Regions from separate parts of the Mus musculus genome. Here region 2 is linked to region 1. The links are chromatin loops, found by intact Hi-C in ENCODE. Cell type or tissue: heart. All regions are shown on one strand. Links, peaks and the distances in the headings refer to the core of each region. The heading gives the core; the rest is flanking DNA.

Evidence for each region. A loop is a pair of places that touch in the nucleus more often than their neighbours do. Peaks named below come from ENCODE experiments on the same cell type or tissue, not always from the same donor. Only the 100,000 strongest peaks of a DNase experiment are listed, where the experiment ranks them.
Region 2: a loop joins it to region 1, with 5 times the contacts of the local background. A loop is called at or near these places in 7 of 42 quality-filtered maps.

Annotation. Positions count from the first base shown.
Region 1 is chr5:3,587,973-3,603,746 of GRCm38, reverse strand. It overlaps Rbm48 (RNA binding motif protein 48), which reads left to right and starts at 7,200. Exons shown (of 5, transcript NM_172991.4): 1 at 7,200-7,781; 2 at 8,302-8,492; 3 at 11,932-12,077; 4 at 12,944-13,524. The coding sequence starts at 7,545. Pex1 (peroxisomal biogenesis factor 1) reads right to left here and starts at 7,681. Exons shown (of 24, transcript NM_001293806.1): 1 at 7,230-7,681; 2 at 372-515. The coding sequence starts at 7,358. In heart, for the core only: a CTCF peak has its summit at 7,111; DNase peaks (open chromatin) are centred at 7,186 and 7,576; H3K4me3 peaks cover 2,513 bases; H3K27ac peaks cover 1,774 bases.
Region 2 is chr5:3,536,316-3,552,089 of GRCm38, reverse strand. Fam133b (family with sequence similarity 133, member B) reads right to left here and starts at 8,257. Exons shown (of 11, transcript NM_001042501.1): 1 at 8,143-8,257. The coding sequence starts at 8,166. In heart, for the core only: no CTCF peak of the experiment used is centred there; a DNase peak (open chromatin) is centred at 8,269; H3K4me3 peaks cover 1,610 bases; H3K27ac peaks cover 1,049 bases.

The DNA.
Region 1 (15,774 bases), core at 2,547-10,546:
CGACCTCCAAGCATGGCTTCTGACCTCTTCCTGGCCCCACTACTCTCCATCCCCATCCCACCACACACACACACACACACACACACACATACACACACACACACACACTAAATAATAAAACCGTTGTGACAAGAACTAAAATGAAGTTCTAAAATAAGGAGAAATCCCACACTCAAAAGAAAAAATTTCTCAAAGAATTGACTAGAAAACGAGCAACTAGAATACAAAGTCATGTGGGAGACGTGTTAAACACTGACTTAACAAACTATAGTCAGTTTGAATATCTTGGCCTGGTTATAAGAGCATACGAATGACCTCACCTTAGGATGTGACATTGAAAAGAAGTGACTTCTGTCACACATTGCACTTACCTGATCTCCGCTTGAGAGTCCAAGTTTCTGGCCAACTTGTCTATTAATTTCTGCCACATTTTCACTTTGATCATTAAAATGCCTGCCTTCCACCCAGCTCAGGTAGGTAGGCTGGTGATCGCTGGCCACTTCTATAGCTTGATTCTATTTATCCAAACAATGAGAGAGAAAAGGGGGTGATAAGTTTTTATGATTTTTTTTCCTCGATGGATCCAGATAAGCAACTGTTATAACTAATAAAACAAAAAAAAAGTGTTAGAGGGAGTTAAATCATTCTTATTCACATTTGTAATTTAAAAAACAATAATTTTTTTTCTTTTTTCTTTCTTTTTTTTTCCTTTCTTTCTTTCTTTTTTTCTTTTTTCTTTTTTTGGTTTTTCGAGATAGGGTATCTCTGTATAGCCCTGGCTGTCCTGGAACTCACTTTGTAGACTAGGCTGGCCTTGAACTCAGAAATCCGCCTGCCTCTGCCTCTGCCTCCCAAGTGCTGGGATTAAAGGCGAGTGCCACCATGCCCGGCTTATTTTTTTTAAAGATTTATTTATTTATTTATTTATGACATGTAAGTACACTGTAGCTGTCTTCAGACACTCCAGAAGAGGGTGCCAGATCTCATTATGGATGGTTGTGAGCCACCATGTGGTTGCTGGGATTTGAACTCAGGACCTTCGGGAAGAGCAGTCAGTGCTCTTAATCCCTGAGCCATCTCACCAGCCCAACAATAATTATTTTAAACATAAAAAAACCCAATATATTCACTATCCAAAAAACCAATATGTTCATAGTCTTATGTCAGCCTTATGGATTGATTCTGAAAGACTCCGAAAGGCTTCAGGACAATAGTGGACACCCAAGAACTCACGATAGACCGAGCTTGTTGCAAACTACATGAGGCTTTATTCAGGGAAAGCCAGAGCTCTGGGGACGACTCATATCCCACGCAGGGGTAGAGGAGTTGACCTCGAGGGGAAAGAGGTCCCAGTTTTTATAGGCCCTCAGAGGGGAAAGGAGAAGGGGGAGAGTAAGGGATTTCCAGATCTAAACAATGTCTATTCTGAAGAAATGGGTATGGGAGGGGTACAAGGAAAGAGTCTGGTGCAGGTGTAGCAACTCAGGATTGGCCCGGCTGTGGTTGCTGGGGAGATTTTCTGACTCTTTCTCATCAACCAATATCACAAACACCTGGCAATGGGCTTCATCAGTGGGCACACACATGAGTCAAGGAACGGTCAAAACATTGGCAGACACACAGGTTCAAGGAGTGGCCAGAGCATTGTGTGCCTCTATTTTTCTAAATCAGTGAAGCTAGTTCTGCTAACAGTGACATCTATCTTGCCAATTTCAGGGCTTCTGTGACCTTTTACATTCTGTCAGGATCTTTCAATTCAAGGGATTCATAATTCCAAATGCCACAGGTAGTTGGATGAACTTACACAGGCTTTCAGTATGCATAGAACACACTGAAAAAGAAACATATACATCCAGGAAAAGTGCTTATATATATTTAATAAAATAATTAAAATATAAAGATATAAAACAACACAGTTTAGACTTTTGAAACTCCTATCAGCTGGGGTATTTAATCTTTTACTGATCAATAGATTTATTTAAAAGGTAATAAATACACATGGTAAAAGTAGAAAAATTAAAGAAGGTAAAGGCGGAGCCATGCTCCTAGAGGGAGCTCCTGTTAGTGACTTCCTGAAAATATTGTATTATGTAGTTCCTTAATGATTTTTAAAGTTCATAAAACTGGCTGGGCGTGGTGGTACACGTCTTTAATCCCAGCACTTGGGAGGCAGAAGCAGGCTAGTCTCTATGAGTTCAAAGCCAGCCTAGTCTGCAGAGTGAGCTCATGCCAGCCAAGGCTATACAGTAAGACTCTGTCTCAAAACCCACAATGAACAAGTAAACAAAGGTCATGAGACTATAGAAGCACAGTCTAAAGCGGCCAGAGACGGTTCTGTGATGGAGAGAGAGCACTACTTGCACTTTAAGCCTACTGGGGATCCAGCACATGCATGTAATTAAAAATAAGTCCTTAAAATTAGAAATCTATTAGACCAGCAAAACATGAAAATAACAGAATCTGTAGCTTGTGCTGAGAGCTAAAGGACCAAAGCCTTCTATGGTTTCAGACGTGTACTGTCAGGGATGATCTGCAGCTTTCATCCTAGCACTGGGGAGGCTGAGGCAGGAGGGTTGTGATTTAAAACAAAACCAAAACAATTATCTGCCCAGGAACCTTGGGAAATATGTGCACTTGGAGGGAGACACAATCACATGAACTATTCTGTATGCTTCTTGCTAGCCTTTTTCAGTCAATGATTCATGCGTTTACATGTTATGGCCAGGATGTCATATGCTTTCCCCATCTGCCATTACATCACAAGCACTCCACACACTTACCACTTCTAAGAAACATCAGCAAGCACCTTGATGGAGAGTCCTGAAGACTTGTTATCTCAGGAAGCCTACGTGTTATGAAATTCATTTCGAAATAAATTCACTAACCTTAAAATAGTGAAGCCAAACTCTCTCATTTATATCAAATTTCAGCATTCCATGTTTCTTAGAACAAATAGCAAAGAATACAGGAGTCTTAGGCAACACGGCTCTCAAACACGCTCACTAGTAAACTTCTGTACATAAGAAAGTTCTCCTTTAATCCCAGCACAGGCAGGGAGATCTCTGAGGTCCAGCCTGGTCTACCCAGTGGGTGCCAGGACAGCCAGGGCTACACAGAGAAACCCTGTCTGGAAAGAACAAAATACAAAACAAAAGCCACTGTTTGTCCTTTAGCTGCATAATTCTTCTCACAGTTTCCAAGCAATGATGCAACTGTTTCTGCTGGCAAAGCTCAATTCAACTAAGCAGTTTGACAAAGCAAAAGCAAGCCCTGGTTTTGGAGTCAGAAGTCCTGGGCCACTGTCTAGGTTTCAAGGGCAAAGGTAACAGAGCCCCAGGCACTTTTTAGGTGGTTTCATAAGTTGCTGATACAACTCAGTGCCCTCTATTTCGTAAGAAAGCTTTAAAACCAGAGACATACATTAAAGAAAGAAATATAAAGTACATCATGAAATGTCTAAAATATCTATCTACTAGGCTACTGGGAAAGCAAAAGAAAAAAAAACAACTTTATCAGACAAGAAAAACATTTCAGTCATTTGGTTTTGGTCAAAATGTAGTTACTAGCTGCAGTGTCATGAGCTGCACTCAGTGAGGTTTGGCAAACTAATGTTCTAAGCTGATTTGTACCTTGGTTTCCATTAGAACCACAGAAGCCTTCCGATAGATGGAAGTCATAGAACAGAACCCCTTAGGAACCTAATCAAGAAGTGCACTGATTGTTGACGTTGGCCCACACTGTGTTATCAACATCACCACAGAAGAAACAATCAGGTGAATCTATACATTCAAACGCCTCAGGTGTGCCTAGGTCTAAGGCCTGGGCTATCTCTTGCTAACACAAGGAAACGACAAGTCTGCACACTTGTCATCACCTTCTGGGTGAGGTGTAGATCCATTTTCTGCACTTGGTGTCAGTAGGAATCCCTTCTCTGTTGCAATCACAGCATATGCTGAGCTTAAAATATACAGAGGGTGACTGAGCAGCGGTTCTTACCTGAGAGTGGCTGTGTCCCTCAAGGACATGGGTTGAGGTGTTAACAATGGGAGACACCACCCATGACTAGTCAACAGGGGTCATGATGGCCTTAAGTATCTTACAAACCAGGCATGGTGGCTCACATCTTTAATCCCAATGCTCAGGAGGTGGAAGCTGGTGGGCCTCTGTGAGTTTAAAGCCAGCCTGATCAACATAAAGAGTTCCAAGCCAGCCAGGGCTATATAATCAGACCCTACAATAATAGAAAACCGACCAAGAAGTAAGGGGTTGACCAGTATGACTGAGAACTTCTAAGTTAAATATCTACTTGGTACACCCAGTCCTTAAATAAGGACTTGAATGAACAAAGGAAGACATGTTTGAAACAAGATAGTATGTAACAAATGAAACATACACAGCCATGGGCAACCACAGAGTTGTGGGGGAGAAGGACTATACCATTGTTAAAGACCTGGGTTTATATGAAAGGAAGGAGACTTTGGTGAGAGTGGGCATAGAACCAGCAAAGGAGCAGAGTCAGGTGAGAAACAGTGGCAGGCTAGTGGAGCTGACACAGGGCAGACAAGAGCACACGTTAGCTTCCTGAAAATGAACTCTGCCTCAGACAATTCTAAATAACCTAGATAACTCAGGTCCTTTCACTGTTAACCTTTCATGTTCTATAGCCTCGGCTCTCAACTCTGTGCATGTAAGTTACCTGAAGATTTATTACGTCTTTTAAAAGTTGATTCCTCATAGATTCTGGTTCAGTAAGTTTGCGGAACAACCAGACTATTTGGATTCTGAAAACCCTGAGGTAAATCAGATAAAGGTCACTGTTGTAACTCTTCCTCCCACTAACTTCGTATCCCTGTTACATATTTAGGACTTCAGGTCAAATGAGATGATTCCCAACACACGAACCTTTCTGCTTTCATACTTATCTATGCTTCTGGGCCAATTTGTCTTGGATAGTTTCTTGGGTTTTTGTTTTATTTTGTTTTGTTTTTCGAGACAGGGTTTCTCTGTAGCCCTGGCTGTCCTGGAACTCACTTTGTAGACCAGGCTGGCCTCGAACTCAGAAATCCACCTGCCTCTGCCTCCTGAGTGCTGGGATTAAAGGTGTGAGCCACCACTACCAGGAGGATAGTTTCTTGTTAATGTGTTTCAAACTAAGCTATCTGAGAGGAGGGAATGTCAACTAAGAAAATATCTCCATAAGATGCAGCGGCAGGCAAGCATGTACGGCATTTTCTTAATTGGTGACTGATGGGGTAGGGCCAGCCAATGGTGGGTGGTAACACCCCTAGTAGCCCTGGGTTCTATAAGAAAGCAGGCTGAGCAAGCCATTAGGAACAAGCCAGTAAGCAGCAGCCCTCCATGACCTCTGCACACACTCCTGCCTCCAGTTTCCTGTCCTGCCTGACTTCTTATCCTGGTTTCCTTTAATGATGGACTACAATGTGACGTGTAAGTCAAATAAACCTTTTCCTCCCCAGCATACTTTGGGTCACAGTGTTTCATCGCAGCAGTAGAAACCCTGACTAAGACAATTATTTTGGGAATTCTAAATAACCAAAAATGAAAATGATCCATAAGCAACAACACTTTACAGTTTCAGCAAAACATAGCTGTCACTTTAAATTTCTAAAAGTTGAGTTCAAAAGTTAATCATGGTGAGCAGTTATATAAGTTATGGTCAGTTTATGGTATCATACCAAGTAATTGCTAAAAGCAATGACCTCTCAACAAAAGTCATATTAATACTACACAAAACCAGGACAGGAAGCTGGGCGTGGTGGCGCACGCCTTTAATCCCAGCACTCGGGAGGCAGAGGCAGGCGGATTTCTGAGTTCGAGGCCAGCCTGGTCTACAAAGTGAGTTCCAGGACAGACAGGGCTACACAGAAAAACCCTGTCTCGAAAAAAACAAACAAAACAAAACAAAACAAAACAAAAAACCAGGACAGGAAACCTCATGTGTATCTAGCTCCACCTTTCTATAAACAATAAAGATTAGATATAAGCATGCAAGACTTAATCCAAATGCTTAGTATTTTACTTCTTCACTTCTCAAATAATAATAAAAATAATAATAAAGACCAAGACTATGTAATTCCTAAACAGTGATGAATCCAAGGAAGCAACAACATGTCAGGTTCAAATTCTTAGCGACCATAAGGAAGCATTTTTCTAAACTCATGGGGTGGTAAGCTTAATTTGAGATTTGAAAATACACTGAAAAATCCCCATCAGAAATGACAGGGAATAATGATCCAAGCTGGGATTTGGTAACAGTGAATGATTCCTTTCAGTCACCAGAAAGCAAACCAGAGAGTTAGAGAATATTTGGTGGAGATAAACTAACAGTAAGAATGGTTCTGATGAAATTGGTGTGTTCTGATAGGTGGACTGTAAAAGCAAGATAAATGTAGCAAAGAGGAAATAAAGGTAGAATACTTGAAGTCATTTCAAACTCTTGTATATTTTTTTTATGACCCAGTGTTCAGGTACCATGCATCTAGGATTTTAGATTTCAAATACTCTAACCCCATGAATACACTCAAACTAAGAGAGTCTATTTCTGCTCACTCTTAGGAAAATATGGATGCTGTATTTCCACCGATGGTTAATAGCCTTGAAACACCATAATGACAGAATCCAGACAGCTCGCTGAGGTCCAAGTAATCCTAGCTACCGAGGTGAAAGTGTGGGGTGTGAATAATTCCATCACCTTGTCACCCCGCCCCACCTCCCTCGCCGCACATATTCTTGCTATGTTCGAAGTCCTCCGGAGCAGGGAGAGCTATCTATCCTTTTATTAACCTTTCGCACAGGTTGGAAACCTTGGTAATCTACAAACCAAGTCTGCCACTCAACACCTCTATCGCTGCACCGGCAACTCGTTGGCAGGATAATGCTTTAGCAACCTGTAAGCAAACCTGTAAGAGCTCTCTAGAACTTTCCATCCTTGAGTGAGGGCCGCTTCTGACTGCTGGGGCAGAACCCTTGCATGCTCAGCTTGCTTTAACCGAGTTAAAGGGGTGCACTAGGAATTCCACGGTAGGGTCTGAGGATACACTAGCCGTGGTGTGGATGCACACGCTGCCACTCCACGCCATGCCCGCAGGGGGCCCTCGCTCACGCCTCAGCTCGGGGTCGGTGGCAGACGATGTCCCTGCAGGAAAAGGTGTCAGCTGACCCTAGTCCCACGAGACGTCAGTGGTGTCCGCGTCCCGCCAGCGCGTTACCTGCAGCAGGTGAAGCTGGGCCACGAGGCGCCGCGGCAGATGCAGGAAGCAGTCCCGAGCATTCGTGAAGGCCACCGTCACGACCGCCCCACCAGACCCCGCACCCGCTAAGCGATCGCTGCTCCACATTGTCCCAAGGTTCAACTCTCACCGGAGAGCGGAGTCCACCGGCTTCTCGTCAGGTGAGAGCGTCGGAACCCGAGAACATCGATCAGGCCCGCCCCCCTCTTCCCACGCCCGGCCGCTGTCACCCTCGGGCCACCTCCGAAGCTCTAGGGGGCGGCACGTCGCTCGTCGAATTCTCGCTCTCAGGAGATGATCGTCGATGGGGTCGATCCTTCAGCCAATCCTAGCACGCCTGGTCCATCCTGCTCTCTTATTGGACTCAGAGGAGCGCGGCTGGCGGATGTTGTTCTGGCGCGGGGGACTAGAGCCGGCAAGATGGCATCCAGTGACGGGAAACCTGGTGGCGTATTCGATCACCACGTCCAGACGGCTGTGTGTGACTCGCGGGCCAAATACCGGGAGGGCCGACGCCCTCGCGCGGTCAAGGTAGAGTGACTCGGATTCTTCTCTCCCCTCGGCAGGGACACTAAATTCCTGTGAGCACTAGCTCCCCAAGGCCTGCCTCCATAAAGGCATGGCAGGGATGTTGTGAGATCCATCTCTAAGTGGAGGGGGCACGAAGAACCCGGGCCCCGGTACCAAAGGTTATCACTACCCTCGGTTAGCTGCTTACCAAACCTCCAACCCACTATTTTTAGCTTTGTATCCTATGTGTTTACAATAGCGCTTCTCACAGGGCAAGCCCAGGGTGAGTGAGTGTTCAGTGGCTGTTTACATTAACCTCTCTGGAGTCAGCTTTTGGAAAAGACGTCTGTTAAGTGGTTTAGTCAGATACCCTTATGTGGAGTGTGGTAGTCTTTAGGCAGAAGAGTGACAGTTTAGTGTGTATGTTTTGCAGACCGGATTGTTTCTTGTTTTCAAAGCTCCATTTAAAAGGGGGTGGGAGGACCGATTTGCCATAGGCTTGTTTGAAGAGTACATTTAACGAGGTCTCCTTTGACTTTAGGTATATACAATCAATTTGGAGTCTCAGTACTTACTAATACAAGGAGTTCCTGCAGTGGGAGCCATGAAGGAATTAGTTGAGCGTTTTGCTCTGTATGGTGCGATTGAACAGTATAACGCTCTAGATGAATACCCAGCGGAAGATTTTACAGAAGTTTATCTCATTAAATTTGTGAAATTACAGAGTGCAAGGTATGTACAAGTTAAGCAGAACTCCTGTTAAAATCTTATTCCTGTTGCTGTCATTTTGGCCCCAACTGTTTCCCAAATGTACCCAAAGCACAGAAGCACTTCTTGCTCTCAGTCTTCCTGATTGGGGGGAGGAGGGGAGGGGACAGGGTTTATTTGGATAGCCTTAGCTGTGCTAGAATTAGTTCTGTAGACCAGGCTGGCCTTGAACTCAAAGATCCCTTTGCCTTTGCCTCTGACTCTCGAGTGCTGGGTTTAAAGGTATGCACCACTCCACCTCGCCTTCCAGTTTGTTTTTCACCAGGCCTCACATCTGCGACTTAATCACTCTAACAGTGAGTGACATCCCAGCTCTTCCTTCAAGCTTTTAAAAGGCTGACTTTACAACAATACTCTTCCCATCCTCTCATACCTGTGCTTGGCAAATTTTGAACCTGTAGTGTGGTAGATTAAGAATTACGTTTGAAGTAAATTATCAGTCCTGTGGATTCATGACTGTGGAGAATTTTAGTCCTCCAAGCAAATTTTTGTTCTTTTCCTAAAATCCATATGGCAAAAAGGACTACTTCTTGAGGTTCACTGAGCAAGGATGAAATGGGACAATTTATGTAAAGGGAGTAGACTGGTACCTCCTATTAAGAGGAAATAGTAGAGCCGGGCAGAGGTGGCACATGCCTGTAATCCTAGCACCAGGGAGGCAGAAGCAGGTGGACCTCTTGAGGTGGAGCCAGCCTTGTCTACAGAGTGAGTTCCAGGAGAGCCAGGGCTACACAGAGAAAACCCTGTTTCCAAAAAACAAGCAAACAAACAAAAAGTAACTATTAGTAATGACAGTTCTTATTTGTATAGTTCTATGTTAATCAACTTTGTATTCCAATAAGGAATGCTTTATTTTATGTTAACCCCTTTTGGCGGGGGGGGGGGGGGGTGCATGTGTGTGCATATTCCTGTGTGTGTATGTGTGTGTGTGTGTATGTGAGTGAACACTAGCCTGAAACTGGCTGTGTAGACCAGCTGACCTAGAACTCAAAACTTCCTCCAGACTCTGCCTACCCATCTCCACCAGGTTCAAAGGCTTGTGTGCACTACAGTGTACTCTATCCTATTTTTTGAGGTTGGGCCCCTCCCTCACTGAGCTCATTGGCTAGATTGGTGACTGTCAAACTCAGTGATCCTTCTATCTCTACCCTGTGAGCACTGGAATTACAGGCACAGTGCGGTGCCTGGCTTTCACGTGCATGCCAGGGGTCTGAGCCAAGGCACTCCAGCAAGGGCTTTTCCACCGGAGCAGCCTTCCTAGCTCATGTTAGCCATTTTTTCATTTTAATCACTAACCTTATCTAAACCATATCTTTTTCTGGCTTTTGCTATTCATAAACTTTTTTTTTTTTTTTGGTATGGAAAAAGACTTCAAATCCCCTGGAGCTGAAGTTACAGGTGGTTGTGAACCACCCAAGATGGATGCTGGGATTTGACTCTGCTCTTCTCAAAGATCAGCAAGTGCTCTTTTCGCCCACCAGATTCTCTCTCCAGCCCCTATATTATCTCTTTTGTGTGCTACTAACAGTCTACCACAAATCACTTGATTTCAAAAGGCCATGTGTCTTTTCTCATCAGCTGGCCAACTCTTCATAGTCTAGAAAGCATATTCTCTAGAGCCCCGTATCTCCACAGACTCTGATACAGTTGGCTGTGGAGTCAAGACATCTGAATTGAATCCTAGTTTTATAAATGAATGTATAAATATGATCCAGAATTTCCTGGTGCCTTGGTTTCATCATGAGATGGTTATGAGATACCAATTTAAGTGACACACTTGTGGCTTTGCATGGGGTAATAGCTCAATAAACATTAGTGATTATCTGTAGATACAGAAGTACTTAATTACTACAGTGCTCGACTCAGCATAAGTGTTCAGTATTTCTTATTTTAAACATTATTTATTTCTCTTTATGTGTATGTGGTATGGTTATGTGAACTTTTATGCCCTATGCATTCAGGCCCCTGCAGAGCAGACGGGGGCATTTTCCCCTGAGACTGGAGTTACAGACAGTTGTGAAGTTGCCAGGCTGGGAACAACCTGGACCCTCTGGGAGAGCAGCAGTGCTCTTCACCCCTTAGCTATAGCTCTCCAGCCCCAGAAGGAACACACTCTTTATCTTTGCACTGATTAGTTGTTCTGTATTCAATATTTTCATTTATTCATATATGTGTATCTAGGAGGGCATGCCATGGCTTGTGTACAAGAGATAGTTCTTTCCTACCGTGTGAGTTCCAGAGACTGAACTCAGGTCACCAGTCTTGGTGACAAGCCCAAAGTTACACATTTTACTCAAGTTCTGTAACTCAGGCTAACCAGTAGGATCCCAAGTTAGTTAAAAAAAACAAAAAGCCTAGGTAAGTGTGTCCAGCTTAGCTGAAAACGTATTCCATTATTAGGAGAGGGAAAGGGAAGACTCATTTCTTGGTGCTGGAGAGATGTCTCAGTGCTTAAGATAGCTTGCTGCTCTTCCAGAGAATTGGAGTTCATGTCTAGCACCCTTATCAGGTGGCTCACAGCAGCCTATAGCTCCGCTGGATCTAATGGCCTCTTCAGGTCTCTGTGGGCACCTGGCCCCTGGCCCCATATGTATAAACACACTTACATAAAAATAAACAAACAGATAAATCTTTTTCTTAAAGAGTACTTTCTGGGTCAGTGGAGTCATTCAAAAAACCAAGCATCTTTCCCAGGATTCCCAACACATACGTACGTACACACCCTTTGCTTCTTAAAACAAACTATGCATCATTTGTTAATCTTTTATCTTAGGTAAATCTTTATTTTAAATGCCATGGCCGGAGAGATGTCTCAGCGATAAGAGCATATACTACTTCTCTACAGGACCTGAGTCATCCCATCAACCAGGCCAAGTGTCTAACTCTAGCTCCAGGCTAGAGCCTCCAAACATACTTATACATAACTAAAAATAATTTAAAAAAATAAATTTTTCTGGATGCAGTGGTGTATGCTTTTAATCCTAGCACTTGGGAGCCAGAGGCAGGCCTCTGAATTTGAGGCCACCCTGATCTACAGAGTAAGTTTCAGAACAGCCAGATCTATATAGTGAGGCCCTGTCTTGGGGTTGGGGTGGGTGGTGGAGCCATGCATCTGGGGGCTGGAGAGATGACTCAAAAGCTAAGAGCACTTATTGCTATTCCCGAGGACTCAGATTTGGAGTGTGGTTCCCAGCACCCAGGTCAGGGGACTCAACTGTCTGAAACTCCAGTCCCAGGGAATCTATCACCTCTGGCTTCCTCAGGCAACTGTACTCATGTACACACACCCACATACAGACACACACACAGAAATAAAAGTAGTAAAAATAATTGTGTTTTTAAGCAATATAACTTATGCATTTCTTTAGAGTTCTCTTGATGTTATGTATTTCTTTCTTTCTAGGGTAGCTAAGAAAAAGATGGATGAACAGAGCTTCTTTGGAGGGTTACTTCATGTGTGCTACGCTCCAGAATTTGAGACAGTTGAAGAAACTAGAAAAAAATTACAAGAAAGAAAGGCTTATATTACAAGAGTTACTAAAAACCAAGGTATGGAAAGTGTGTGTTAACACCTCCTGTGTATCAGGCACTGCTAGGAATGTGTGTCACTGTGGAATTCCTGCCCAGTCACAGTCTTTGCTCTGTGCACCCCTGTAGAATCTCGGCTGGGAAGGGAGAGGTGTTGCTTCATTGAGATTGCCTCTGGGATGTGAGAGATAGTTGAATAGTAGTAAATGGTATTCAGAAGTGGGGTTAAAAGGATGGCAAGGTAAGGCAGGCTACATGTCAAACACTTAGACAGATGAATCGCCACCATACGTCTAAGGAGCTGCAAGTCCTACAGAGTAACCAAGGTCCCGAGGTTTTAGTGAGTGAGATTAGGAAAGTAGACAGGCAACAAATCATGGAACTTGTGGCCAGGCTTTAACATTAAGGCAGCAAGAAGCAGTTATGGTTTACAGACTGGTTCTACATGCTGCTCATCATGGGAAACTTCCAGTTGTTATAGTTGGGTGGCCCACATGTCCATCTGAGTTTCTCTTGGCACAAGGATGAAGTAAACATGGTTCTAGTAGGATACCCTGGAACTGTAGAAGCTTTCTATGCAATGGCGTGGAGACTCTAAGATTACAGTTAGTGGAAAATGTAAAAATATAAGTTTTATTGTCTCTCAAGTGGCTCCAGAGGAAGAGTGAGGCGTTCTAGAGTGCTGAGGAGGCGAAGCCTGGTGGTAGCCTGGGATCTTTCCGAAAGCCTTGAAGTCTTCCCGGTGCAGTCCCTGCTCTAGAAGTACCGTTTCGGGAGTAGAGGGCCTTAGCATAGTAAGGTTTGTTTTTAGAATCTCAAGATTCTGAATGATCAAAGTGATTAATGAACGATTTCTTTCCCTTAACTTTTAAAACTTGACTTTTAAGATTGTTACATGGCGAAGAAGAAACCAGTTCCAGAGCAGAAAGGAACAAAAGATTCTAGACAAGGTTTCCATCCACCTATGCCTGGATTTGGTACAGCTGCTTTAAACACATCTCCTGAGAGTCCTCCAGAGAACTCGAGTTCTTGTCTTCCTTATTCTTGTGAATTCCCTTTAAGCTGTTTTGCTTCCAAGAGCACATGTTCACGTGGGGAACATGTGGACAGAGTATCAGACTCCTGTAATAGTGCTAGGAACCATGGTGAACTGTCTAGGCATCGTGACCACAGTGCCTTTTCACCAAAGCTGCAGATGAACACTTACAAAAACTCCGTCCCTTGCTCTAGTGTGCAAGAGGCCATTGCTACCTCACAGGCAGTTGGCAGGTTCATGCCTAGGACAACACAGCTGCAGGAGAGGAAACGGCGGCGAGACTGTGATCGAGAACTGGGAACTCTGCTTGAGACACACACAAGCAGTAACGAGGTTTTGATTGGACCTAAGTTACCAGGTATCCCCACAGTAGATCTGCAGGACGACTCCTTGAATACAACGGCAACCTTAATTCGGAGGAAACTTAAAGAGGTGAGGTCTTTTTTTTTTTTCTTTTTTTTTTTTTAAATTGAGATAATTTAATTGAGAGACCAACACTTGATAGGAAATTATTTGGAGGAACTAAAACTTTGTAATTATTTGGTTTTGTTGTATTTTCCTACCTTTATTTTCCAAAATAACAAATTTGATCAATATCTGATTTGACAGTCTTTTTTTAAAGATATATTTATTTATTTTATATGTATGTGAGTACACTGTCACTCCCTTCAGACACACCAGAGAGGGCATTGGATCCCATTACAGATGGTTGTGAGCCACCATGTGGTTGGTGGGATTTGAACTCAGGACCTCTGGAAGAGCAATCAGTGCTCTTAACCACTGAGCCATCTCTCCAGCCCCCTTTGACAGTCATTCTTGGTTTAACAGTGAACAAATACATTTTATGTCAGTATAGGTAAAAAAATGCTAAATGTTCCAGTCAGTCATATTATAACAGTTGATTCCAGAAATTGTCTCGCCTCCCTTCCCTATTTAAAGCTAGCTCCCTAGGTAGTAATAGCATAAGTCAAAATTGACAGATATAATTATTTCTCTTAAAGTCAGTTACTGCAGATTACATCAGAGTCAAAATACTTTTATGATAAATATTCATAAAAGGAATGATTTTGATTAACTAATTAATCATGTAATTAATTTTGTTGGGAACAGCACTCAGGGACGTGTGTTAGGCAAACGCTCCATCCCTGCCACACCCCCAGCCCACAGAGATTTCTAAAGACTGAGTCTGTGGTTGCCAGCACTCTACTGCTTATGTGGGAACCTCGAAGCTCTGAACGAGTTGGAGATGAGATTGTCTTTCCCCCATTATTTACATCATTAGTTTTCATTTCCTAAACACACAAGAAAGCTAACAGTTGGAGTAGCTTGTGAAAGCTTCCTTTTTGTGGAGTGGAGATGGACCTTGAAATCGTACATGGAGGGCCAGGAGCATTTTCTTTTTCATTTCAGCGAGCCCTGCTCACGCGGGCGCTCCTGCTCTGCAGTGTGACTAGAGAAACTAAGGTGGCTCCTTTTTTTTTTTTTTTTTTTTTTCCTTTAAGAGTTTTGTTTTTCCCTCATCGAAATTGTAAGTGTATAAATGTACTTTTTATGTTTACGTCTACTAAGTTTTTCAGTATATGCCAGCACCTTACTTACTGACTCATGGCTGTCTCAGTCAGGGCCAACTGCACTTAAAATGTAAAGTCTACATTTCAGAAAAATAAGAAGACAGCAGAAAAAATACTTCATTTAACTTACCACAATTTCTAGTATTTTCCCATTTCAAATCAAGAGATAGTCTTATACTGCTTTTGACTTACTATTAAGTTATTTTGGTAATGGAATAATAACAATGTATTCAGGATCCATTGCAGCGGAGATCTCTGAGGAGCCAGCCTGGTCTACCTAGTAAGGCTGGTCAGGCCTTACTGGGACAGGCCAGGCTAGGCCAGTCAAAGTTACACTGTGATATCCTGTTCAAAAATAAGACCGATCAACTAGTAAATCCTGGGTACTTTATCTGTATCCTGTTGGTTTTCATTGTAGCTGTTTCTGGAGCGAGGTGAAATCCCAGTGTGGTTTTAATCTGCATTTGTTTCATTGAGGTGGGGTAATTAGCATCCTAATATGTTCTTTTGCATTTCCCTGATGGTAATGATGTTGAACATTTTCAAACATGTGTTGGCTATATGTATTTCTTCCTTTGAGGTCCGTTCAACTCCTTAGCCTATTGATTGGATGACGTTTGTTTGTTTCTTAGTGTCTAACTGAGCAGTTCTTTGTAGCTGCTCAGCATTAACTCATTTGTGTAGTTGACACAGACTCCCCATCCTGCCGGCTCTTTTCACTTCACGCTGCTGTTCAGGAGCTCGTCTGCTCCATTTGATCCCATTAGTCAGTTTGGGCATTGTCATCTGTTCCATTCGAATCCATTGCAGAAAATCTTTGCCTATGTCTTGAAGTGCTTTCTCTTCCTGTTTTCCTCGGATAGTCTCAGAGATTGTTACATACAGTCCTCAATAAATTGTGAAGCCTGTGTGTGTGTGTGTGTGTTTTCCCCATATGTTTTTGATACCCTTGTCAAAAATGTTGTGGCTGTAGCTGTATAAGATTATTTCTGGATCCTCTATTCTTTGTTTTGGTTTTTTTCGAGACAGGGTTTCTCTGTATAGCTCAGGTTGTCCTGGAACTCACTCTGTGGACCAGGCTGGCCTCGAACTCAGAAATCCACCTGCCTCT
Region 2 (15,774 bases), core at 3,736-11,735, 53 kb after region 1:
TTCAACATATAAAAAAATCCATCAATGTAATTCACCATATAAATAAACCGAAAGGAAAAAAGGCTACATAATTATCTCATTAGATGCCGGGAAAGCCTTTGACAAAATCCAACACTCCTTCATGATAAAAGTCGTAGAGAGATCAGGGATACAAAATGCATAACTAAACACAGTAAAGGATATATACAGCAAGCCAATAGCCAACATCAAATTAAATGGAGAGAAACTTAAAGCAATTCCACTAAAATCAGGAACAAGGCTGTCCACTCTCTCGTTATCTACTCATTACAATACTTAAAGTTTTAGCTAGAGGAATAAGACAACCAAAGGATAGAAAGGAGATATAAATTAGAAAGGAAGCTGTCAAAGTATCACTTTTCACAGATGATGTGATAGTACACATAAATGACCCCAAAAATTCTACCAGATAACTTCTACAGCTGATAAACACCTTCAGCAAAGTAGATGGATAAAAAATTAGCTCAAGAAATAACACCTTTTACAATAGCCAAATATAACATAAAATATCTTGGTGTATGTAACTATAACCAAGAAAGTGAAAGACCTGTATGACAAGAACTTCAAATCTTTCAAAAAAGAAACTGAAGATATCAGAAGATGAGAAGGTCTCCCATACAGTACAGTAGGATTCACACAGTAAAAATGGCCATCCTACCAAAAGCAATGATCAGATTCAACACAATCCTCATCAAAATCCCAACACAATTCCTTACAGACTTTGAAAGAACAACACTCAAAACAAAACCAAACCCAGGATAGCTAAAACTATCCTGTACAGTAAAAGAACTTCTGGAGGTATCATCATCCTTGATTTTAAGATGTACTACCAAAAATAAAAATAAAAACCACATGATACTGGCATAAAAACAAGGCAGGCTGATGAATGGAATCAAACAGAAGAACCAGAAGTAAACCCATATACCTATAAATGCTTGACTTTTGGTAAGAAGTCAAAACCGTACAATGGAAAAAAAGCATCTTCAAAAAATGGTGGGGGCTGGTGAGATGGCTCAGTGGATAAGAGCACCCGACTGCTCTTCCGAAGGTCCAGAGTTCAAATCCCAGCAACCACATGGTGGCTCACAACCATCTGTAACGAGATCTGACGCCCTCTTCTGGTGTGTCTGAAGACAGCTACACTGTACTTACATGTAATAAATAAATAAATCTTTAAAAAAAATGGTGCTGGTCTAACTGGATGTATGAATGAAGAAGAAAGGAATCAAATCCGTATCTATCATCCTTCACAAACTCAAGTTCAAGTGGTCCAAAGATACTATTAGCATAAAACCAGATTCACTGAATCTGATGGAAGAGAATAGACTTGAACATACTGGCACAGGAGTTAACTTCACAAACAGAACACCAATGGCTGTCACTAAGATCGACAATTAATAAATGGGACTCATGAAACTGCAAAGCTTCTATAAGGCAAAGGACACAATCAAAAGGACAAAACAGCAACCTTCAGAGTGGGAAAGGATTTTCACCAACTCTGCATCTGACAGAGGGCTAATATCCAATATGTATTATTTTCAAGAAATTAAACAACAAACCAAATAACCCAATTTAAAAATGGGGTACAGATCTAAAGAGAGAATTCTCCAGAGGATTCTCTATTGCCCAAGAAGCTCTTTAAAAATGGTCAACATCCTTAGTCACCAGGGAAATGCAAATTACAACAACTCAGATTTCATCTTACACCTGTCAGAATGGCTAAACTCAAACACTCAAGCCACAGCTCAAGCTGATGAAGATGTGAGCAAGGGTAACAGCCCTCTATTCCTGGTTTGAAGGCAAACTTATATAGTTCTTTGGAAATCAATTTGGTAGTTTCTCAGAAAACTGGGAATAGATTGACCTCAAGACCCAGCTATACCTCTCCTTGGCATATACACAAAAGATGTTCCACTATACCATAAGGACACGTGTTCCACTATGTTTGTAGCAGCTTTATTCGTAATAGCTAGAAACTAGAAACAACCTAGATGTCCCTCAACCAAAGAATGAGTAAAGAAAATATGGTATATTTACACAATAGAGTATTACTCAGTTATTAAAAATAACAACATCATGAAATTTTCAGGCAAATAGATAGAACTAGAAAAGCTCATCCTGAATGAGGTATCCCAAATGCAGAAAGACAAACATGGAATGTACTCACTTGTAAGTGGAAATTAGCTATAAAGAAAAACCATTCTACAACTTACACACCCAAAGAGGCTAAGTAAAAGGAGGGCTCAAGGGAGAGTGTGTGTAGAATCTCAGTGAGAAGGGAAATAGATTAGACATGGGAGTGGATGGAGGGAGAGAACTGGGTGGGAGAGGAGGCATGGGTGGAACAGGAGGAATGGGGAGGATGAAAGGAAAGAGTACTAGACAGGGCTAGGGGGCACATCTCTGGGATGAGCTAGAAACCTAGGACAATGGCAACTCCCAGGAAACTATGAGGGTGCCTGTAGCTAGGACTCCTAGCAATAGGGAATATGGAGACTGAATCAGCCATCTCCTGTAACCAGGCAAGACTTCTAATGGAGGGACTGGGACACCAATCCAGTCACAAAACCTTTGACCTACAATTTGTTCCTACACGATGTGCAGGGGTTAAAATAAGCAAAATTTGAGGGAAAGGGCAACCAATGACTGGCCCAGTTGAGTCCCATGCTATGAGCGGGAGGGCACCCCTGACACTGTTAATGTTATTCTGCTATACTAGCAGACAGGAGCCTAACTGCCATCAGAGAGGCTTCACCCAGCAACTGATGAACACTGATGCAGAGACCACAACCAAACGTTAAGCGCAGCTTGGGGAATTCTGTGGAAGAGGGGGAAGAAGGATTGAAGAGGGGTCCAGGACACCACAAGAAATCCTACAGAATCAACTAACGTGGACTCATAGAGAGGGAACTGCCAATCAGAGAACATGTATGGGAAGAACCTACACATGTAACAGTTGTACAGCTGGGTCACCATGTGGGACTCCTAAAGAAGGAGCAGGGGCTGTCTCTGAGTCTGTTGCCCGCCTTTGGATCGGTTTTTGGTTTCTGGGTTGCCTTGTCTAGCCTCAATAAAAGAGGCACCCAGTCGTATTGCAACGTTGTATGTCAAGGCTGGCTCATACCCATGGGAGGCCTCCTCTTTAAGGAGAAGGGAAGGAAGAGGATGGAGGAAAGGGGAAACTGATCAGGATGCAAAGTACATAAATAACTTTATAAAAAAATAACAGGCTAAAGGCAATTACGCTTAGGTTAACTTTAAGGTCTCTCTTACTGCTTAACATTTGTTGTACTCTATCAACACTGTAAAAATGACCAACACTTCCACCTATGTGACAAAGGTGACAGAGCTGAGATTTCTCTGGCAGAGTAAACAATACAACCCCACCACTGAGCAGCAAATGCTAGGAATCGCTTCCACTAAAACAACACTGCCTAGTTACCTGGATGACCAGAAACCTTTGACATAAGTTTCTGACAAGCATGAAGGAATATTAGAATTTCTAATGTTAGGGATGTCTAGAAAAATTAAGACAAGATATGGGTATCCAATGCAATGAAGATACAGAGACACTGTGTATGTGTTTATAACCACAGGCTGACATGGGGTGCCTTCCTCACGTGCTCTCCACCTTATTTTTGAGATTGGGTTTCTCACTGAACCTGGAACTCATGAATTTAACTGCACTGGCTGGCTAGCGAGGCTGAGATCCTCCTGTCTCTACCCACAACCCCACGCTGAGATTAAAGATGCACACCGCTTTACCTGGTTTTTACCTGGGTTCTGTGGAATAAGTCCTCAGGCTTGCATGGCAAGCACTTTCCTAACTCATCTCCCAATCCCAGAACTTTTGTTATCTTGTTTTTATAAAAACATATACTCTCAATTAACAGAATTGTCAACTGACTAACAAAGCTGCTGATTCACATCACACAAACTACATCCACCACTTGTACAACAGTATGGTAAATATATATGACATTATTTTGTTAATTTAGGTGTATGTGTCTTTGAAGCCAGAAAGGAGCATCAAACCCTTGGAACCGGAGTTCCAACTGTTTGTGAGTTATGAGTGCTGGGAACCAAACCCAGGTTCTCTGAGAGAGTACCAAATACTCTTAACTGCAGTTACTTTAGAAGTACCCTAATGGTAAACATTTTAAGTTTAAAACTGTAAATTATTTCCAAAGAGTGAAACTATAGAAAAAGGCCATCCCAACTAAATTACCACAAGAGCAAAAAACGAAAACACCTAGGCCATCATCAAATTGGGATTCATGAAATATACTGAAGTGTATGGGCCTCCTAAGTGAAATACTATGTAGTCAGTGAAAAGTAGACTTTTAGTTTTTTGTGATTTGGAAAGATTTCCAAGGTTCTAAAGTGAAAAGGAAACTCAGTTGCAAAAAAAAAAAAAAAAAAATAAACAAAACAATAAGCCTCATAGTAAATAAATAACAAAATAGGAATACATGTAACACCAAATGAGGAGCTATCCCCTCAACTATTTTATTTTTGACTATGTGTATATGCGTGAGTGTGTGCACTAGAGTGCAGAAGCCAGTAGAGGACAGATGACAAGTCAGTGTTGCACCTCTTGGGAGCTAGAGTTAGAGACGGTTACAGACCATTTGATGTCAGTGCTAGGAACCATGTTCAGGTCCTCTTCAGGAGTAGGATGAGTAAACTGGTGAGCCATCTCTCCAGGCCACCCCCTTCACCATTTTATATGCTGAAGATTAAGTAAGTGAAGTAATCCACTACTTACTAACGGCTGGGGAGATAGATGGCTTAGCAGGGAAGAGCATTTGCTTCTCTTGCAGAGGATCTTGGTCCTCATGGCAGCTCTTAACTGGCTATAAACCCTAGCCCAGGGAATCTTACATCCTCTTTTGGCCTCTGGTGCCCAGTGCCAATGGCAATCAGAAGAGGGCTAAAAATGCCTTAGAACAGTTACTGAGAGGTTGTGAGATGCCATGTGGGTGCTGGGGGCAAATCTGTGTCCTATGGAAGAGCAGCCAGTGCTCTTGATCACTAGGCCATTGCACTCACCCAACTTGGTCATTTTAAATACCGCAGCCTTGACTGGAGATGCCTCAGTAAGTAAAAGCATGGGCTTCCAAGCCTGAAAGCTCTGTTTGTTCTCTGGGACCCACATGGTGGACAGAGAGTACTGACTCTGGAAAGTTGTCTCCTGGCACACACAACCCCACACATACACATACAAAAAATTAAAGTGTAATAAAAATTACAAAAACAAATACTTTTTGTAAGTCACATATTCATATTACATATGACTATAAATGTCTGTGGCTCCAAACTACTGTATAAGTTCAAGTAAAAGAAAATGATTTGATATTGTAACTCAAGGGAATACACACATGTGGAGACACCAAGAGAGCACTGCAGTTTGATGCTAAAGGGATGGGCAGACTCTGAGTCATTGCTCTACTTTTACCTAAAGAATGTATCCACAGGTTATCAAAAAGAATATGAAGCAAGCATCCAGAAAACAACAGGAACTAAGGCACTTTGAGCTTCAGCCCTTTACAGATACCAATGCAGGACTGTAACAAAAGTACTTTGGTCTTGCCAGATACTGGTAACAGGAGGCTACCCATGCGTGGGAGTGCAGGCAGGCAAGCTTTCACACATGCACAGAACTCTCTGTCCCTTCAAGTGTTCTGTGAACCCAAAGCTTCTCTAAGAAGGGCTGGAGAGATGGCTCATAGGTTAAAGTGCACACTTGTAAAGGACTCAAGTTCAGTTCTCAGTAGCTTCAAAGGCTGTAAGTACAACTTCCAAAACAAACAAACAAACTCCACAACAGAACAAAATAAAAATTACAGTTCAGGAGAGAGAGAGAGGGCTCAACTCACCAAAACATTTTTATACCCAAGTCTGAGGACCTGAGTTTGATCCTGGTAATCTACATGGTAAAGGAAAAATTCTTGCAAGTTGCTTGCTGGCCTTCATAAGCTTACCGTGGTAGGTGTGCACACAGACACACAAAATCAATAAATATGAATAAAGCCAAAACAACTGTTCAACACGAGATCTAAAGGGGTTTCTGTTTGTTTTTAATTTGCATCTATCTTTGTGTCCCTGTGTGTAGCGGTCACAGATATCACAAGAGGGCTCTGGATCTCCTGGAGCTGGCATTATAGTGGGCTGATGTAGGTACTGGGAACGCAACTTCAGCCCTCTGCAAGAGCAGCACAGACTAGGCCTCTGGCTCTTGCTTTTAATCCCAATATTCCACAGGCAGAGCAGGCACAGGCCAGCCTAGTCAGGTCAGTCAGGGACAAACACAGAGACCATCTCAAAACAAGCAAGCAAGCAAATATTAATAGGAAGGAAGAACGGAAGGATGGACGAATGGACGGATGGATGGACAGTGGCCTGTGCTCCTACTCTCCAAGCATTACCCCAGTCCTCTAAAGGATTGGTTGCTTTGCTTTTGTTTTGTTTTGTGTTTTTTAATCCCCAATCCTATAATCTTTAAAACCATGAGGGCATCACCAATGTAAGAAAAAGAACTGGATTGCCTCTCAATTTCTGGAGAACAACAACAAACGTCAGAACAGGTAGTATTTTCAGAGGCAGACACTCAAACTCTAGTCCTGGAAAACTATGGAGCTAGTAAAGAGAACAGTGATTGTGGTGGATTGAGGAGCAGGTGTGACTGAAGCAAAGTCTTTCAAAGTGGTGGCAATGCATCATAGTGGCTGATGTCATTAGTAACGTGTCTAAAGACACACTATGCACAGTATCATAGGATTATGTGATTCCTGAAAGATAACTGCACGTTCACCTGTATCTCTACGGTGGGGGATGTTGATGATGGAGAAGCTGTCTATGTGTGGGACCAGGATGTATAGGATAGCTGTGGTTTAAAAGTCCTGTTAAAAAGTGAGACTTTGGGGCTGGTGGTGGTGTGGGGGGCTGGGGGAGATATCAAGATCCATGAGGACTGAACCAAGTAGCAAATGATACAAGTTCTGGTCACAGTTTAAGCATCCTTACCCTGCCCTAAGTATTAGTTCTCCATTACATCTCCAACACCTCCCACCTTTTGATGTAATGTTTTCAGTCTTAGAATCTTTTAAGTGCAAACAAAATGCTACTAGAACATATTGTGCGATGACAACAGAACAGAACAGTACAGAGCTGTCAACACCCTCCAGTAAACGAGACTAATTTCATAGGTTTTGAAAATGCCTTAAGGAATGTGTAAATAAAAATTTCCAGTAAAATGAAAGTCTGGATTTCAGTAAGAAACTGTAATAATGTCTGTAAGCAAGCCTATAATCTTTAAAACAACGATAGCATCATTAATAACAACAAAACAAAACAGAAAAATCTCCAGGAATCAGGTGAGATGTGTCTGAGGACATTAATAGTCCAAGCACTATGTCGAACTCTGGATGCCCACACACATAGACCATTTCAACTGGTCTATTCTATTCTATTCATCTCAACTCCATTCATTCTACGGTCTCGTCCTGAAGCCAGGAGGAAAGTACATTCCTGCACAGTGCGAGCAAGGTTAGTGGCCACCGAGCTTCCACGACAGAACCACAAGAAACTAAAACGGACGTTTTTTGTTGTTGTTGTTGTTGTTTTTTGTTTTGTTGTTGTTGTTGTTTTTAAGACAGAGCGGGGAACACTGTCATTTCCCGGGCAGCTCTTTAGGTACCCACTCGCGTTCGCTTGGGCAGTTGCCTTTGTGGTCAAGCGGTGACTAAGGAGGACTCCCATTCCCACAGGTAGAAACTTGGGTTCAGAAGTCACTAACTTCCGAGGGCACTGGAGTCTAGAGTACCCCAAAGCCCTCATCCCTGTCCCCCACCCCCATCCCCGTGGTCCCGCTGCGCTGGGTCTGGGCCTCTCGGCACCGGCGGCTCCGGCTCACAGCCCTTACCGCTGCGGGGCGACAGGCCCCAGGGTCGGCCGAGCAGGACGCTGAGGACCGGCAAGGCGCACGCGCATCGCACGGCGCGGGGTCTCGGGGCCCCAAGTGCGACGCGGCCGCCAGCCCCGCCGCGACGGGCGACGGCTTCCGCTCGTTCGCCTGCCGCCCGGCCCCGCCTCACTGCTCCGTTTTCCCCGCCGAATACTCACCACGCGATTATCCCGTTTCCCCATGGTGGCCGGCTGAAGGCGCGGGAAGCCGCCGAGGGAGCAGGCCCGAGAAGAAGCCGAAGCGGCCCGCCGCGAGTCCTCTTACCACCTCTATGCCCCGCCCAGAGAGCGGCGCCCCGCCAATCCGGGGAGACCGTATGCGCCACGGCGCCCCCTGGTGGTGCGGAGGACAGCCCGGCGCTAGCGACCGCCTGCGGTTCCCAGGAGCTGCAGCAGGATTCCTGTGACCCACTTAACCATTCCTGAGCAGGACCCACTCTGTAGTCAAATCGGTAACTCAGTTCCTGGGTATCCAATGCCCTCTTCTGACCTTTGTGGGTACCAGGCACACGCACTGCACACCTGTAGGCAAACACATAAAGTAAGTCTAATGGAAAAAATTGTCATAAAACTTAAAAAAATGAGTCTGGGACCAGTCAAATATAGTTAAGACATAATCCTTATCTTTAAGGGGTGTGTTTATTAACTCATAGGGGGAGATAAACACACACAGGTTAGACTTTACTGCTTTGGTGCTATGGGATTATCTGGATTGGACTTAAACTTCAGAAGTGGTCTAGACTCTAGAGACTAATTAATACACCATATTCTCTGACTATTCACAGGCTTAGAAAAAGTGACTTATGGATTCATGTCAACATGAATGCATCAGGAATAAAATCGATCAGAATCCTTTCTGAAATTTTAGAAAATGGAAATATGGGACTTTCATTATACTGAAGAAAATCCTTTAGCCTTTCCCCAGACCTCATGGATATGAGGTGAGGGGTGGGTGGGTAGACATCATGAGTTTGAGGCTATTTTGAGCAACAAAGTAAGTCCAAGTCTGATCTGGGTAACTTAGACATTGTGTAAAGTAAAATTCAAAGGGAAAAAGGCTGGTATATGCTGCAGGATATGTGATCACACTGTGAAACCTGAGATTGTATTATTTACTAAAAAACAGTTGTTTCTAGTTGTGGTATGACTCAGCACTTAGAACACAGTTTTAATCCCAAACAGTGAAGGTAAAGTTAGTTTGTAGAAGGAAGCACCCATATTTGAAAGTTATGTGTAATTGAGTGGCAGACAAAGTGATGAATCAGAGAACAACCTGACAAAATAGACTATATAGAATATGCCCAACTGTCAGGAGAGAGGCAGTGAAGCCACTTAGGAGAGCAGTGCAGAGAGAAAGCGAGGAGAGAGGCAGTTTTACTGAGATGGGTTGAAAAGAGAACAAGCTAGACACGGGTGAAGACAGAATGAGTCAGAGAGTGAGAAGGAGCCAGAAGATTAGAACAGGTTGCCAGAGTTAACTCGGGGCCAATCAGAGCAATTCAGTCAGAAAGTGAGAGAAGCCAGTTAGAACCAGTCAGCTTGGAGAGGAATTTGAGCCAGAACAGCTGAATTGAACCAGCCAGTCAGAGTTCAGAAAGAACAAGAGAGGGTGAATATTTTCAGCAGTAACTTATCAGAGCCTGTAAAACATTCTAGGCCTATATTAGATTGCACAGAGGCTTCCAGGACCAGGCCTAGGTTAGCAGACTGAGGCAGTAAGCCTCAGAGATGACATTTAATTTAGGGAAATAAAAGTTTACGAGTAACACCAGTGACAGTGATACAGCATTTACCTAGCATGTGCGAGGCCCTGCATGGAATCCAGTACCTCAAAGAAAATCTTCTTCTCGCTGACAGAGACTCTCTCCTTTCTCACCCTCTATTGTTGCAACAGATATTCCAATCTCCACTTTCTTTCTTAAAACGGTCCTGTATTAGTTTGGATGTAATTGGTCTCCATAGGCCCATAGGGAGTGGTGCTATTAGAAGGTGTGGCCTCGCTGGAGTGGGTGTGGTCTTGTTGGAGAAAGTGTCTCGATGGAGGCAGGCTTTGATGTCTCCGACTCCACTATGGCCAGTGACACAATTCTCCTTCTGCTGCCTGTGGATCAACATGTAGAACTCCCAGTTGCTTCTCTAGCACCATGTCTGCCTGTATGTCACCATGCTTCCTGCCATGATGATAATGGACAACCCCAATTAAACGTTGTTCTTTATAAGAATTGCCTTGGTCATGATGTCTGTTCACAGCAGTAAATCCCTAAGACAGTTCTCGAACTGTGTTGAATATAACCCATGGTGGTTCTTCTAGTACCACTCAGTGCTGATTGTTCTTGGGGAACCAGCTTCACTGCCCACCATGGACTTGGCCTCAAGGTTTTATTTCTGTTTCTCCTTCCTTATCCCTTACTTTCAACTAAAGGTGATGATTAACTACTTTTGCTTTGTACCCAATGCAGAGAGTCTGTGAGCAGTAGCCTATTCTTTCTTTGTGGCTCACTGACGATGCTGACAGTTGTCAGCCAGTGTTTCCAGAAGCCCAACTGGAGATGCCAGAGAAGATGGGGAGTTTTCCCTTTAGCTTCTCCTTGCTTTTACTTTCCTCATCTTTGGCTTGCTTGACACAATTCAACAGGAAGATTTGTGTTTCCTCTGGCTATCTTTAGCCATCAAGTGACCCAGTCCTAGAGCAGGTGTCTCAGTGGAGAACAGAGAAAGAGGAAAACTAGCCAGGACACAGGGGAGATGGTGAGAAAGGACGTCATAAAACCTACATCAATCCAAGTCTTTCCAGAACAAAATTCACAGTGACTCTGTGGGAAGACTAAAGAGATGCCTTTAGACACCACCTGCACATGTGATCAGCTAAGCAACACACTTCCTTCTAGCAGTGAATTTCACGCTGTCTCAAATGCCTAAGGCATAATCAAGAGATTGCATTTCATCTTTTAGATGAGAAGAATGGAGGGCAGGGAGAGCCAAGTTTTTTGCTTAGTGTCTCACGGTGACAAAGCAGAGCTGCTGAGCATTTGTACACAAGTGTGTCAAACGTGAAAATACATGTCTCCCTTACTGTCTCCCTTACATGTCTCCTCCCGCTGTCGCTATGGGGGAAAGGGAGGAGTGAAAACCTTGCATTTCAGGGAGACTGTGACCCTGGGCAGACTTCCTACTGAAGAGCTGAGAGGGAAGAGGGAAGAGCTTGGCTTAAAGGAGATAGACAGGGCCAAGTATGACAGCACGGGGTGATAGTGCTGAAAGGGCACATGAGGCTGGAGGCAAAAGGCGGCTTGTTTTATTGTACAGATGTGTTTTGAATAGGAGTAGATGCATAACTTCAAAAGAGCAAAACTGTAAATAACAGTAATAACTGTATCAATAACTCTCTTGGGTAGAGATGTTCCAAATGAGTGGCATTCACTAATTATAACTTGGGAAGTATACTAGATGATCGTCCCATACTGCTGAGTTATTTGTTGTATGGGTGCTTGAGAATTTGAATGGAAACAGATGTAGACACTTAATCTACAAACTCAAATGTCTGTTGTTTGGATGTATGTATTCTTAGCCTTCAGGGATAAGAGTGACACATTATATTTGATGATAATAGCCCCTGCAACAATTGTTCTTTTGTTGGAAGGCATCAAGTTTAATATTTATGACAAAGGAAACAGTTAAAGTATAGTACTCCCATGCAGTGACAAACATGCATGAGCTTTAAAAGTGAGATAGAGCTGTGTGTCTTGATATGGGGAAATGGCCATTACGTATTACTGGAGAAAAAGAAACTATAAAACATATATAGCCCATGACAGCATGGAGTAAATAAAACAATGTGTAAGGCTGGCTGGGTGGCTCAGTTGGTAAAGGCTTGCTGGGCAAGGATGAGGACTGGAGTTCAAATCCTCAGCACACACCCAATGTCACGCAGGAATAGTGGTCCACCAGCAAGCTCTGGAGGTGGAGATATGTTCTCCTAAGCAAGTTGGATAGCTAGACTAGCTGAATTGGTGAGCTTTGGGATCAAGTGAGAGACCCTGCCTCACATGTACCTACCCACAAATGTGCACGCACCCACATACATGTGAATGCACAGATGAACGTCACTCTGTCACACACACACACACACACACACACACACACATCAGTAAAAAGAAAACTTATTTGTTCATGTGGTCTGTAGTTTTATGTAGACTCAACACAAGTATAGTTATCAGAGAGGAGGGAGGCTCGATTGAGAAAGCCTGTAGGGTAATTTTTAAATTAGTCATTGATAGGGGAGGCCCAGCTCATCATGCATGGGGTTATCCCTGGGCTGGTGGTCCTGGGTTTTGTAAGAAAGCAGGCTGAGCAAGCCATGAGGAGCAAGCCAGTAAGCAGAATTCCTCCGTGGCCTCTCCATCAGCTCCTGCCTCCACGTCTCTGCCCTGTCTGAGTTCCTGCCTTGATTTCCTTTAATGGTAAACTATGTTGGGGAAGTGTAATCTAAATAAACTCTCTCCCTCAACCCAACTTGCTTTTTGGTCATGGTTTCATCAAACAATAGAAACCCTAAGAAAGGCAGTTCAGATTATGAACTACTTAGCCACAGATGGCCTGTATAAGTGACAATTCATATTGTTCAGTGTGTGTGTGTATGTGTGTGTGTGTGTGTGTGTATTCTTGAATATGTTTTGGCAATTTTCTGAAAATTCTCCACAAAGTTTTCCTGGTCAGTCCCTCAGAGTACTGTTAGTAATTCAATAAGTCAGACAGAGGAAGTGTTATCCTTCACAGGTTCTATTATTGTCTCAAGTATTCCACTGACTCTCCCTGGGGATCCACGCTTGCCATGTGTCTTCTGGATACAATTTTGCTCTGCGGCATTCCAGCAACGACGACATGTCATTGTGATCATCTGTGCTCCTGGTACTCACGTTCCTTACTGTACAATATCTGTAAAAGATTTACTCGTAAGGAATTCGTGCCCTTGAAAAGCAAGCAGTCGCTTTATTTAATTAGTTGCTCTTTTATAAGCTCAGGTTGAATTCTTTTGAATTCCCCCTCTAAAAGCAGGGGAAGTTAGCAAGAAAGTGAGTCAGAAAGGAGGGTTTCCCATGCCCATGAGCGCTTTAACTGAACCAATGCTGTAATTTTCCTCTTGTTCCATCCTTGTTGATGTGACTCATGAGCTATGAAAGTCACTGCTCAAATATTTCAGACTGGCCAAGACATCTTTACACTTATTAATTAAGTGTCCATTTTATCATGGCAGTGAACAAATAGCATTTTCCAGCCTGTAATGTAGTTTGAATTTTGACAACTGTGTATTCATGTAATCATGGCCACAACCAAGCAGAGAAAGATTTCCATCTGTCTAAATGCTCTCTGGTGCTCTTACACGATTAACTTCCTTCCCTGTCTTCCAGTCTGTGCAAACCACCAATCTGTTTTCTGTTGCTGTGGTTTTGCCTTTACAAGAACTTCATATAAGTGGGTAAGTGTTTGTGTTTATGTCTTTGTGTGTTTGAACGTGTGTGCATGTGTGTAGAAGCCAGAAGCTGACACTGGGTGTTTTCCTCTGTTCTTCTCCACCTTTTCTTTCTTTTCTCTCCTCTCCTCTCCTCTCCTCTCCTCTCCTCTCCTCTCCTCCTCCTCCTCCTCCTTCTTCTTCTTCTTCTTCTTCTTCTTCTTCTTCTTCGAGACAGGGTTTCCTATTGAACTTGGAATTCATGGATTCCGCTTGACTGGCTGGTCAGCAGGCTCTGAGGATGTTGTCACAACCTTGCCCTTCCCACACTGGAATTATAAACATGTCTGACTTTAAGTTTGTGTTGGGGACAGGCATCAAGTCTTCATGCTTGCTGAACAGGTACTTTAGCAAATGAGCCATCTTCCAAACAAACAAACAAACAAACAAACAAACAACCCTGTTTTATATTAATAGTTCTTCCTTTAAAAATGTATGTGTAGCTGGGCATGGTGGCGCACGCCTTTAATCCCAGCACTTGGGAGGCAGAGGCAGGCAGATTCCTGAGTTCGAGGCTAGCCTGGTCTTTTACAGAGTGAGTTCCAGGACAGCCAGGGCTATACAGGGAAACTCTGTCTTGAAAAACCAAAAAAAAAAAAAAAAAAAAAAAAAAAGTATGTGTAGGCAGCGAGTCTTTTGGGCATTGAGTTTAGGCAATCAGACTTAACATTATGAACACTGTTGATGTACACTGTTTACATTTTGTAGTAAATACTTAGATGTTGTATTGTTAGGTTGAGCTCTAAGTGTATCTCTGACCCCTGGTCTCTTTCTGAAGTGGCTGTATCACATGACACCATCATTGGTGAGAATTTGCTATTATACATATGTAACAACACTTTGTCAAGATTTTGTATTCTAGCCATGTGCGTAGTGAAGCTCCTTGTTTTAAATTACACTTGCTTAATGAAATGCAGGCCATCAGTGCAGGTACTCATTCATCTCATCTCCTTTGATAAAGAGTCATTTTAAATCTGCCCACTTAAAAAATTGAACTATCAAGAGGTCTGCTCACTGCCATGCGTCTTGAGGAAGACACACAGAGGCTCATCTGCAGAGTGGCCCAGCATCGGGAGCCACTGTGATGTGCAAGTATATGGTGGAGAGATGGGAGAAAGAGAAGCTGACTGGTTTGAGCACTATGAAGAGAGGCTGAACTGGAGACAGAGTGGAGAGGAGTAGTATGTTGTGAGTATCCTGTGTTGCCACCCGAGGCCATGCTGCCATGTCTGGGTCCGTGGTTAAAGAGCAGGAGGGGTCTGTGTTGATGTCCAGTGGCTCACATGACCACTAAATGCTTATGTTGGATGTCCGTGGTCTGGGCTGCCACCTGGGACCATGTTGATGTCCAAAGGCTGTGGAGAACTGGCTCCTCTCCTTACTGGCTGAAGTACTCAGGAGAGCTGGCCCCCAGTGCTCATCTGCCATGACTTGCTACGAGTTTGGGAGAGATGTCTTCCCCACCCCTCATCCCTAGATGCCTCTGGCAGGCAAGAGAACTGATCCCAAGGTCCTGAGAGAGACAGAGAGCCATTCCTGCCCCTCATTGGCTGCAGCACTTAGGAAAAACAGACCCTGCACCTCACCTGGGCAGCACAGTAGAGTTGACCCTGGTGATGAAGGCGCTCTTGAACTGGCCCCAGCATGTGAGAGCAGGACAGTTGGCTTCTCCCCTTGCCTGCTGTGGCATTGGGTTAACTAGCCTGGGCAGTACTAGAGAGCTCACCCTGGTGGTGTGGGTGTAGCAGAGCTGGCAGGCAGGCCCAGATCCAGGGCTTTGAGTTAGCCCACCCCAACATCTACCCCATCTGTGATCTGCTGGAGTTAGTGAAGGGGGCAGTCCTGCAGATCCAAAGCTGCAGGACCTCCATGACACAGGACAACAAGAGGGTATCTGAGACGAGCCCTGGTGAGGATTCAGTATTGATAGTATAGCAGAAGCCAGAGGCCTTGACCAGTGACTCATAGCAATGAATATTCACAAGTAAAGATTTGTGGACAAAAGGGTATACTGAGTGACACACTGTGATACACTACAGCTTCTATGACAAGATTAATAGTTCTTTCATAGTCTTATTTTTCAATGGTCTTTTGCAGGGAGGTTATAACAGAAGAGGGCTGATAAGAAGGAATGGGGAAATGAGTGGGACCAAGGTGCATGATGTGAAATTCACAAAGGATCAATAAAAAGTTAAAAAAAGAAAAATACATTAACACTCTGAATTCATGATTTATCAGAATATACTCTCCATTTTCCTGTCAACATGTGTTTCCTCTTTATT